Linked DNA regions of Homo sapiens: all the other regions are linked to region 1. The links are chromatin loops, found by intact Hi-C in ENCODE. Cell type or tissue: heart right ventricle. All regions are shown on one strand. Each heading gives the region's core, and the rest is flanking DNA. Links, peaks and the distances in the headings are about the cores only.

Evidence for each region. Peaks named below come from ENCODE experiments on the same cell type or tissue, not always from the same donor. Only the 100,000 strongest peaks of a DNase experiment are listed, where the experiment ranks them.
Region 2: a loop joins it to region 1, with 2.4 times the contacts of the local background. A loop is called at or near these places in 15 of 110 quality-filtered maps.
Region 3: it touches region 1 in a loop (7-fold over the local background); 43 of 110 quality-filtered maps call a loop at or near these places.

What each region holds. Positions count from the first base shown.
Region 1 is chr15:71,728,755-71,732,966 of GRCh38, forward strand. It overlaps THSD4 (thrombospondin type 1 domain containing 4), which reads left to right. Exons shown (of 18, transcript NM_024817.3): 10 at 2,367-2,463. Among named protein-coding and RNA genes, the nearest start is that of THSD4-AS2, 39 kb to the left of the region's middle. In heart right ventricle, for the core only: a CTCF peak has its summit at 1,992 (motif pointing left); a DNase peak (open chromatin) is centred at 1,935; H3K27ac peaks cover 1,254 bases.
Region 2 is chr15:71,547,454-71,550,889 of GRCh38, forward strand. All of the region lies in intron 7 of THSD4 (thrombospondin type 1 domain containing 4), which reads left to right. Among named protein-coding and RNA genes, the nearest start is that of THSD4-AS2, 140 kb to the right of the region's middle. In heart right ventricle, for the core only: no CTCF peak of the experiment used is centred there; a DNase peak (open chromatin) is centred at 2,418; H3K27ac peaks cover 1,048 bases.
Region 3 is chr15:71,573,522-71,576,957 of GRCh38, forward strand. The region is part of intron 7 of THSD4 (thrombospondin type 1 domain containing 4); the gene reads left to right. Among named protein-coding and RNA genes, the nearest start is that of THSD4-AS2, 120 kb to the right of the region's middle. In heart right ventricle, for the core only: a CTCF peak has its summit at 2,144; no DNase peak of the experiment used is centred there.

The sequences.
Region 1 (4,212 bases), core at 697-3,196:
GGATTTTGAATCTTGTCACTTCTAAGGAACATACTCTGAACAAATAAGCAACAAATCATTGCCCATACTCAATAAAAACCCTTTGAGCAGAGCCTGTTGGAGGCACTCCTTGAATGCTTGGCGTTCATCTTTGCCTTTACTTCTGAATGGGCCCAGCTCACAGCAACCTCCAACTCCACCAGATGCTTATTACCTTCGGAGTTTATTGACCCAGTAAAACCAATTTTACTTGTTGAACCAAATCAGAGGCAAAACATGCCCTTTATTTCATGAGCATTGGATCTCCTCCAGGCACTTTCCTTATACTGCTAATTTGGCATGTTTTCTTTTTATGGCAAAAGAAAGCAAGAGCCTAAAGGAAGGCAGGACCGCTCCCAGCTCCCAGCCCTGTTCAGACTCTGAGAGCAAATGAAGAAAGGAGAGCTCCAGAGCCCTCCAGATGAAACAATAAAGCTGAGAGTCACAGTAGAGAGATTTACTAGAAGCTCCCTGCTTCATAGAAGACAAAACCTTAATTTCTTTTACGTGAAACTAAGATATTAAATTGCTCAAGAGTTTTAAATGGTCCTTACGTTCAAAGGAAACCACTAGAATTCAATCTTCTTAAAAGACCAGGAAATAAAGGGTGATAAGACATAAAAGCTTGAAATAACATTTTGATAAAAAGATTGAGATCACCCATGAATATACACATTATTTCTGTCCCCAAAGCTGAGCTGATTAACATATTTGCTGTGTCAGAGTTTTAGAAATATTATTAATTGCATTGTCATTACTTCTCCACCTACACACAGTTCTATGTCCTTTCCTCTTGGGCCTAGTAGACTCGAAATTACAAAGGAAGCCTTGTTGTAGTTTATTTTGGATTTTTTTTTTAGACTGTCCAGTTGGTTGGTTGAATCTGAATATATTTTAAATGGCATCAGAGGTAAAAACTCAGGTTGTTAAAGGCCTACTGTGGGTGGTCTAGGAATGGAAGCCAACAGCAATTTCATAAACGGGACAAGGTTTTGCACTGGCAGAATGCTCAGGCAGAAGAGGCACCAGAGAGGGAGGGAGGATTTCCAGCCACAGACCGAGAGGAAGATTGTGTGAAAAGGGAGTGAGGGGATGAGGGATACACAGCAGGAACCTGAGGTCACACAACCGTGTCCCTTGGGGATTCAGTGCCCACCACGTTTCTGCAACGCCGATGGTTTGATATTGGTTCCTGGGTAGGAGAATCCCAGGGGTTCTCAGGTCTGCCTTCCTTTGGGTAATTTATAAAATGAAGACCCATTTCATCAGTAGGGAGTGGCAAGAGATCATGGCATAAACAGGAAGAATAGACACAGGACCCACCATGCAGGAGTGACTCAGAGATGCTTCTAGCTGGAAAGGACCTTTGAAAGTGACATGATTCTAACCTCTTCCTTCCCCAAGGAAGAAATCAAAAACTGCAGGGTGAAGGGGCTTGCTCTAGGTTACACAGCTGGTCAATAGGAGAGCTGCTTTATAAAGCAGCAGAGACAGAAACATCAAACCCGACCGTGTCTCCTTGCACGGCTCATATTTACACTGTGGATTCTCATTCTGCTGCTGGGTTTAGCCCACCACCCTGCTCCCCATCAGGAAATCCATGGGCAGCAAAGACTGTGTGCTCTAAATCCAATAGGGAGGGACGTATTCTGTTGGGCCATGCTCATTTAATATGTTTTCAGCCCAGACAATGTTCAGCTGCTGACTTCCACAGTCCTACGTAGATTCCTGCTTGCCATCCTATTTTTGTCATCATTCCTAAGAGAATATGACCCAGCAAGAGTTGGGTCGCTTCTACTTGTTTTCCTGGCCCCATGTCTTTGTGTTTCTGGGGCTTTCCCTGAATAAGAGGGAGGGACCTGGGGGCCAGCCTCACCAGCCAGGTCAAGAACTTTGAGGGAACCTAAAGCATCCCGGGGTGGCTCTGTCCAGGAGGTCTGCTGCTTGTTCGCATGACTTTGTCACGCCACCTAGTGTTAAAACAGTTCTCCTGCAGTGTACACGTATTTATCTGTGTTGGATGTTTCAAGAGCACTGAGCAAAATCTAAGGACAGAAAGGTTCTGCTACCGTTGCTCCATCTTCTCCTTTGGAGTTTAGAAAATCTTGACTCTTAGCTTAGTCTTCTTCTGATTTGCTCGGCCTAAGTTCTTCATTCTTCAAAAGTAAATGACAAAAAGCCATCCAGGAATAACTTTGTTTAATCTGCCACAGGTTCACTGATATTACTGGATGCGTACTAGAGTGAACCAACCCAGTCATTTCTCAGTAGTTCTGCAAATGCCATTGAAACCCAGAAGGGGTGTGCATACGTGCCAAGTGCGGTAACACTGATTTTTGTGTCAGCAGATGATACACCAGCAGCCAAACCCAGGCGTGCACTACGAGTACGTGATCATGGGGACCAACGCCATCAGCCCCCAGGTGCCACCCCACAGGAGACCAGGTAGAATCCCTTGTCTTGTGGCCGGGGACTCTGGTCATTTCCTTGTAAAGCCTTCTCTCTCTCAATTCTTGTGCATCCACCCTCTGTCTCTCGGTCAACACAGAGAAAATTGAGGGACGCATATTTCAAAGCCAAGGGGCCTTGACATTGGAGCAGGCTTCACCATTTGTCTGAGCCTTCACTGATGAGACTGTTTCATTCACTCGATTCCAAAATGGCATGAGCATCCTGGGTCTGCCCTGCCAGTTCAACATTTGAAATGCTTTATACTAGTTTCCAGGCCAGACAAGGGGGCTCATGCCTGTAATCCTAGCACTCTGGGAGGCCGACGCAGGTGGATCGCTTGGGCCCAGAGGTTCAAGACCAGCCTGTGCAACATAATGAAACCCCTGTCTCTACAAAAAAAATTACAGAAATTAGCCAGGCATGGTGGTGTGTGCCTGCAATCCCAGCTACTCAGGAGGCTGAGGTGGGAGAATCATCTGAGCCCAAGGAGGTTGGGGCTGCAGTGAGCCGTGATCAGACCACTGAACTCCAGCCTGGACAACAGAGTGAGACCCTATCTCAAAATTAAGAAAAAACAACACAAATTTACTTTCTTAGAGCTCTGGAGGTTAGAAGTCTGAAGTGGGTTTCATTGGGACAAAATGAAGGTGTCATCAGGGCCCCTCTCTCTCCAGAGGCTCTAGGAGAGAACCCACTTCCTCGCCTTTTCCAACTTCTAGGAGCCACCTGCCTTCCTTGGTTCCTGGCCCCTTCCTCCACCTTCAAAGCCAGCAGGGTGGCACTTTCAAATCTCTCTCTGACCCTGGCCTCATCACATCTCCTCTCTGACTCTCATCTTCCTCTCTCTTTCCTTTATAAGGACCCTTCAGATTACACTGGGCCCACCCAAGTAATCCAGGATAATCTCTCCTTCTCAAAATCTGTAATTTAGTCTCACCTGCAAAGTCCATTTTTGCTATGTAAGGTAGCATGTTCACAGATTCCAGGGATTAGGATGTGGACATCTTTAGGGGGCCATTATCTGTCTACTATATGCCTTTTCTCTTGGTTCCCCTTTTGTTTCTGTTAATAATACTTTGACCTATAAGACAAGAATAATGAGTTCACACCTAACAATCCATGTTGAGTCTTCCTGGTGGGCTCTGCTTATGGACAGAGCAGGCAGCTTTCTCTCGGCTGGCACTGGGCATGGGACTGCTCTCTGAGTCTGCAGACATTTCTCTACCGGAGGATGATGGAGCCCACCACCCAAATGCAGGCAGTCTTTTCCTTCCTTAAAATAGGAAGGTCTGCAGAAGTATTCATGGTAATTATAGCTCACACACATTGAGTCCTTGCTGTGTGCAAGGGCTTAGAAACTGCTGTGCTGAGCTCTTTGCGTAGATTAGTTCTTTGAATTCTCATGACAGAGGGAGGTACTTGGAGGGAAGTACTATTATTAGCCTTATTTTAAGAGTAAGGAAATGGAAGCTTAGGAAGAGTAAGTTAATAATTGTCCTGATCTCACACCTGGGCAGTGACCTGAGGAGGGCCTGTGTGACCATACTTTGTGCTTGTTATATCACTGAGAGGTTACTTGGTCCAATCCCTACCCTAGGAGGAAATAAAGGCACAAGTGCCAAACCCGCCCCATCCATTCTTCTCTGAACTTTGGACGGGATAACCAGGTTATCTGATTGCTACAGACTGGGGAGGACAACAGCTGGGTGCATCCCCAGAACATGGGGTGGGTGTGTTGTCCAA
Region 2 (3,436 bases), core at 867-3,366, 180 kb before region 1:
AGCAGTGTTAGCAAGACCTGGGGGAGAGGTAAGCCAAATAAAATATCTTGTCAGAAGTTGTATTTTTTTTCAGCATTATATTTCCTCTTCTATCTACCAAGAGGGATCAGGGAATGGAATTTTATGGGGTGCAAAGAGTAATGCTTTATATTACTTTTGTAGGCTTCTCTTGCCTTTTCTTATATGAAGACTTCTTTTCTTCTTGAAGAATTTTATACTTTCTAAAATGTCATTTTGAAGCTGTCTGTGCAGTTGCCACACTGGGAAGTTGCTCTGGCCTTGGTGACAGATGCCTGTAGCACGCACGCTTCTCCTGCTGTAGCAGAAAAAAAAAAAGATGTGCCATGTCAGATTTCGTTAGGGACTGTTACCTTTTGAGAATTTTTCTCCAGTGCTGCAGAGAGAATGTACATGCTAGGGGAATTGCTTTTCTTCCCTGCTTTTGCAACACTTCTCTCTTTTTTTTTTTCTTTGATGTGCTTAGAAAAATCTGTGCTTAACTTTCTATCATAGATTTGAAGAGGGAGAATGATATACAACAGGGCTAGGAGTGTACCCAGATGTACCTTAGCAGGGAGACATATTTTAAGTTCATGAGGATGATTTATTATTACTGGTTTAGTTCATGTGATTGTTGGGTACAGTTTTTTTTTTTTTTTAACATCAGTGATACCTCCTGGAGTCAGTTTTTGATGCAGGCAAAGAGATTGGGATAGATGATCATTGAGTCCAGAGAGGGAAGCACCTTGGTGTATCCACCCTCACCTGCAAACAAGCCTGCAACGTATTTCCCTCATCCACTCCTTTCCCTCCTTACCCTGATGCCTGAGTAACGAAAGGACAGCCTTTCTCCTGCATCCATCTTCGTCTTTGAAAAGCCAAATGAAAAGTGTATCTCCTAAAAAGGCCATGAGGCCACTTCACAGCTTTGCCTTTTGTTAGCCTTGTCAGGGACCAAGCAGGCTCTGAAAGCCTAATGTAATTACTTTCCCTTGTCTAAGAAGAGTGGAAGTGGGAGTGCTCCCAAGCCCACGGCTGCAAGGCTAGCTGTGGTTTCAGCAGGCTTGTTGCTCTGTTCAAAACAGACATGCAGCTCAGAGACATGCAGCAACGGGTCACTTGTTGTAGGCTTTTCACTTATTAGTTACTCATGTCCTCTGCTCTGTAGACATTTTCTGGGCCTGTGGGGGGATTGAGCCCTTGAATGGGAGCAGGAGGAACTGAATGGGTGAGTGATGCTGGAAGCTGAAAGCAGACCATTGCCCTCTAGTTGTAGTTGAAGTTCGCAATTTCCCTGTTGATTTTTTTCGTGTGTAGAGTGAATGACAAATGGGCTGGCCTCACTCAGCCTGGAGCATTTAAGCAGGCGAGAGGAGAGCTCATATGGAAAATATTTCTATCACCGCTGCATGCACATATGGTCTGGGGAGACCCCCGAACTGAGCAAATCACAGTGCTCCAGCAGCCCCTCAGTGGTGTGCCAATTATTCTTATTAACAGCAAGCAAAGGGCAGGCTTTAGTTACCTGCACACAGCTGACTCGTGGGGAAGGCCACGCCGGAATCTGTGTGCCCCTAGCCTTGTGTCACATGCAGAGTGGCAAATGGCTCTGCTTCACCTGACAATCAGCAAAGCAGATGAAAAATGAAAGGGATTATACAGGCTCACCCAAATCTTGGTGCTTTTCAGACAGTGCTCAGCGTTTGAGAGAGGAAGGCAGAGGTTTTGTCTTATGAGTTAAAAGTATGTGTGCTTAACATGAATAGCTAGAAAACCCGATCAGAGGTAGTGAGATGCCTGCCCTCCTGCCCCTTTGTTCCACTCTGCTTTGCTAAGTAAAGATCCTCTTGGGCCTCTTCCTCTTTTCTTTCTTGCTTTCCCTCTTTCCCCTAGTGTGTGCATGTGTGTGCATGCGTGTGTGAGTGCGTGTGTGTTTCTGTGCTGTTGGCTCCAGAACGCCTGAGCTCCTAGGAAATTATACAATTAGGATTCCTTTTTCCTTCTTGGAAATGAAATGATGAGGAAGGAGCATGAGTATGAGTAGCCCCCACCTCTTAAAAAGAATGTAGTTTATATAGAGCTTTGAAGAATGTGGCATTTATTTATAACAGCCTCTTTTTTATTGTCGTGTTACTTGCAAAACTTACCCATAAACATGTGGCGTCGTCACTAAGTCACCAGGATTTTCCTTTTCTCTGCCAGCTGGTTTTCTTGCAGGTTTTAATTATCTTCCCTTTGGATGTTCCTAAAAACACATGAGGAGAAGGAAGAATGGGTAAGAAAGCGTCATACACCTGGGGGCGCTTGGAGGGCTGTGTTCTCCACGTGGGGCTGGAAGCCAAGCGGCACACTCTGGGAAGCAGTTTACAGTCAGTTTTCTAGGGTGTGAGGTCCTTTCAGATAAGCAGGACCTGGCAGGTGGGGAGAGGAGGGCTGTGATGCAAAGCAAGCCTTGTTTGGCGTCCTGTGGCTGGCACTGTCAGTGCTGGTGACTGTGGTCCAAGGACAGAACAACCTGGTATGGTGTCAGTGCATGGGTTGGAGGACAGACACAGAAAAGAACTGTGCCTTCTTTAATTTTCCCATTGCCAGAGCATTAAACTCAGAACAGTGAGATCATGAGAATCCCTTTTGTCTTAGTCAAGGTTAGGGTGGCAGTCGTGTACACTTGTACAGATGGGGCGTATCCCCGAAAAGACTGTAAAGGACTTTTAAAGTCAAGCTGGACTTTTGAGGCATTTGTCAGCGTGGGGAGCGTGCCAACGTGCAGCTTCTTTGCAGGATGCAGCAGAATGGCGGGGAAGGGGAGGTGGGAATGGGAGGCTTGCATTTTCTTTCTTGAACTTGGACTTACCTTCTCAGATAAGACCAATGAGACATTGTTATATGTAGGGACAGGGAGGGAGATGCAACTAGAAATCTGCTACATTCCATATTTGGAATAATATGATAAATTCTGCAAAGTGTGGTCAAAAAGATGTTCTTTAATTTTCTTATTTTTGAGACAGAGTCTTGCTCTGTCGCCCAGACTGGAGTGCAGTGGCACAATCTCGGCTCACTGCAAGCTCCGCCTCCCGGGTTCACGCCATTTTCCCACTTCAGCCTCCCAAGTAGCTGGGACTACAGGTGCCTGCCGCCACGCCCGGCTAATTTTGTTTTTGTATTTTCAGTAGTGATGGGGTTTCACTGTGTTAGCCAGGATGGTCTCAATCTCCTGACCTCGTGATCCGCCCACCTCAGCCTCCCAAAGTGCTGGGATTACAGGCGTGGATGTTCTTTAATTTTGACGGTACAGTATGGCAAAACCTATCAAAATGAAAAATAAATATCTTAGCTGCTGATGGGTACAGACAAGGTTTCTTTTCATGGTGATGAAAGTGTCTTGGAATTAGGTAGTGGTGATGGTTGCACAATTTTGTGACTATCCTAAAAACTA
Region 3 (3,436 bases), core at 867-3,366, 160 kb before region 1:
AATTACACAGTTTGGTTCTATTCAATAGTTCCCTTTTTCCCTCAAATGCCACCTGTGAAATAAGTTAAACACCATACTGTTTTAATGTAAAAATATTTCCTCAAATCCACTGTATAAATTAATTACTCTTTGGGGAATAGGATAATCTAATTTCCCTTCTACAATGTGCTCCATTCATATGCTCTCCATTGCTGTAGAGGTAGGTTATGAATCAACTGTTTCTGAAGGATTATGAGCTATAATAAATGTCAATATGAGCTCTGATTGATTTCCTGCAGCCTCACTAGTTGTGACTTCATTTAGTAACTTAATACTAATTGTGTCGCTTTGATTACTTTGATTTTAGCTGTTTCCCCAGCACCTACTGGAGTGTCTAGGACAAGCAAGGATTCTAATGAATGTCTGTTGAATGAAGGGCTTTTAATCTTTTTAAAATGTTCCATAGAGGATTTTAGAGAAGTCGGAGTGAATGCCTGCAGTTCAGATGGGTATTGACTGAAGAGGCGAAACCATAATTTCAATTCTTGAGAAAGTAGCGCAGAACTTCTCTAGCTCACTACTGTATCGCAGTACCTCAGTGCACAGTAGACAGTCAGTGAATATTTGCTGACTGACCCTGTATTGTAGTGTCTGATGGTGAGCCACAGCCCTTAGTTCAAGTATATGCCTTAGAGAGTAATGCATCCCTTCATGTATGCATTCAACATTTATTAAGCCCCTATTGTGTGTCAATGCAATGGCAAACATTTATGATAGGCTCAAGTTTTGAACCTTGCAACAACCCTGGTAGATATTATTGTCATCCCCTTTTGCTGACAAGCAAAATGAGGCTTGGAAACACTAAACTATTTTTCATATAATTAAAAGGTATGCTGACTCCCTCATCTAGATCCTCATGATACCTAACACTAAGTTTTGGAAACACTAAACCAAGATCATATAATTAAAAAGGTACCATCCATCCAATTAAAAAGGATCCATCCTCACCTGGATCCTCATGGTACCAATAACTGGGTCCTGAATCTCCTTTCACTAACTAAGTCAGCAGCGATGGCTATGAAGGTGGGCATTAGGATGTCAAAGGGACTGTCACACATAGGTTTGCATCTCTGGCATCATGCTATGTGACCCTGAGCAGTCCGTTTGTCTGTCTGAGCCTCAGTTTGTAGTGCCCAGGTTAGAGGTGATACAAGACCTCTAAACATGAGGTCTTATATCTCATACATGACCGTGATCATCTCTTCACAGGAGGAGCTTCAAAGTCACATTTCCACAGGAATTGATATGGAAAGGCATGAACAGGTATAGCCATTTTTGTAATCTACCATAGCGATTGCCTGAAACTGTTACAATCTAGTCCATTTCTCTAGATATCCTGGAATATGTTCTGACCAAGCAGGACTGGCAGAAGCTGCATACCTGGACCACAGCATTATAGTCTTCTGTGGAATTACCTTTATGCTTGGGGCTTTAGCGATGCATCAGCCGTATATAGAGGAAGTTATAGGAAACCGAACTCATGCATCTCACTATCGTATTTACTACCAGCTTGTTGCTGAGGGCATTGTTCATTTTACTGCACCATGGGAGAGATTACTCTCTTGTCTCAGCACTAGGCAAACCTAGACTTCTCTAAAGCTGGGCTTGTTTGGTTTTTTCAATTTTATGGATTTGTAACTTAGGAAGCCAATGGATTTCTCTCTTCAAGTTGTCTGCTGGAAAGCTTAAGGCTGAATATGTGATCTACCACCAGCAAATACAAAGACCATGTGACATGTATTTTGGCACTGATTTCACTTTTAGCTTCATATTATTATTCCTTTAAACAGATCTCATCTGTACATACTTTAAGTTTTATTTTGTTTTAGTGATGAGCAAAAACTAGAAGGTAGCTTTGAATTGCATACTTTGTAAGTTGCCTAAAATCCTGTTTGAATACAGTAGGTGATAAATAAAATCACTAAAATGAATGAACAAGAAGAGTACCTTCATATACCCAGAAATGCACTGGAAATCGGGACATTTTGTTTCTTCGTCTTTAATAAGTTGTGTTTGAAGTCCTACATTGAGCCAAAATTCATACCTGGAAACTGAATTCTAGAAAGATTATTTTGGAAAGCCTGTAGTTACGTGTATTACCACTAGATGACCTTCCCTCATTATTGTCTCTAAAGTGGAGCTGCTAGTTATATGGACTTTCCAGAGGACTGTAGGAAATTTATGAATAATCCCTCTAAAGCAACAACGACAACAACAACAAAAAAGTCTACTTTATATGGTGTTGAGTGTACAAATATTTGGCAAAGGAATGAAAAAAGTTAGAAAGTTGTCTGTCTGTGGGCTAGGCTCTGCCTGCAAGATACTTACAATCTAGGTCAGAGGTTCCTAAATCCTTCTCAATGCCGTTTGCACTGGCCCTGAGGAAAGTGTGAAAATGAAGACTATTGTAGAGTCTTACATGAAGCTAAATTTGTTCATTTATATCACTTCTCTTTTATTATGAGATTATGTCCTCTGCAGTTTTTTGGTATTAAAATGTCTTTTATGAAAGGATAGTAAGAGTTAGATAGTAGTCTTTTTTGTGGAAAAAAAAAAAAATTGTTCTCACTTGACAATAAAAAGTGGACAAATCCATGGAGCCCTCAAAATTCTTTTTGGAAATTTTGTTCTATAAAATCCAATATTCTGAAAACCTGTGGTTGAATAAGAGAAAAATATTTAGTATAATCTTTCTCAATACATTTGCATGCATCAGGACCTTAACAGAAAATACTACCTGTTAGCATTTGCAGTTGAGCTCCTATTAAAAACCATGTTTGTTTGTTTGTTTTTAAAGATGTTTAGGAAAACAGTTTAAGGAACATTCTCCTTCCTCCCCTCTCACTGGGAATTCTGAATCTACTCTTTGAGCAAGTCAAAATACTTGGACCTCAGCTCAGGCCCCTCTACACGTCACCTCCAGAAAGCTACATTCTGCTACTATGTTCTTAGCTTTTATGAAAGATGAAACAGCCAATTAAAAATCTACTTCTGCCTTCATTTTGTTTTTTGTTAGGACAGTCATGTACATAGTACATACTATGAAATTATGTCAGTTTGATTGACAACCATTTGATTTTACTAAAACTCTGCCTCCTGAATTCAAGTGATTCTCCTGCCTCAGTGTTAAGGACACTTTCTCTTATATCACACAGTAGACGTTAAGGAAATTTTAGTATCCTTTCTAATTTCCTTTGAATTTATCTTTTCTCCCCCTTTCAGATAAAAAGATAACATGTTACCTTTTTTGCCTTGGCTACCAGTGGTCTCAAAGTCAGGTGTTGTACTCAGCCAGAACAGCTTTGTTATACCCTTAAGCTTGATATCTTTTCTGTTTCCTGGTTTCTTCCATTTTTATCAACCTTATAATGTCTTTTATTCAGAGCTCCCAAAAGCC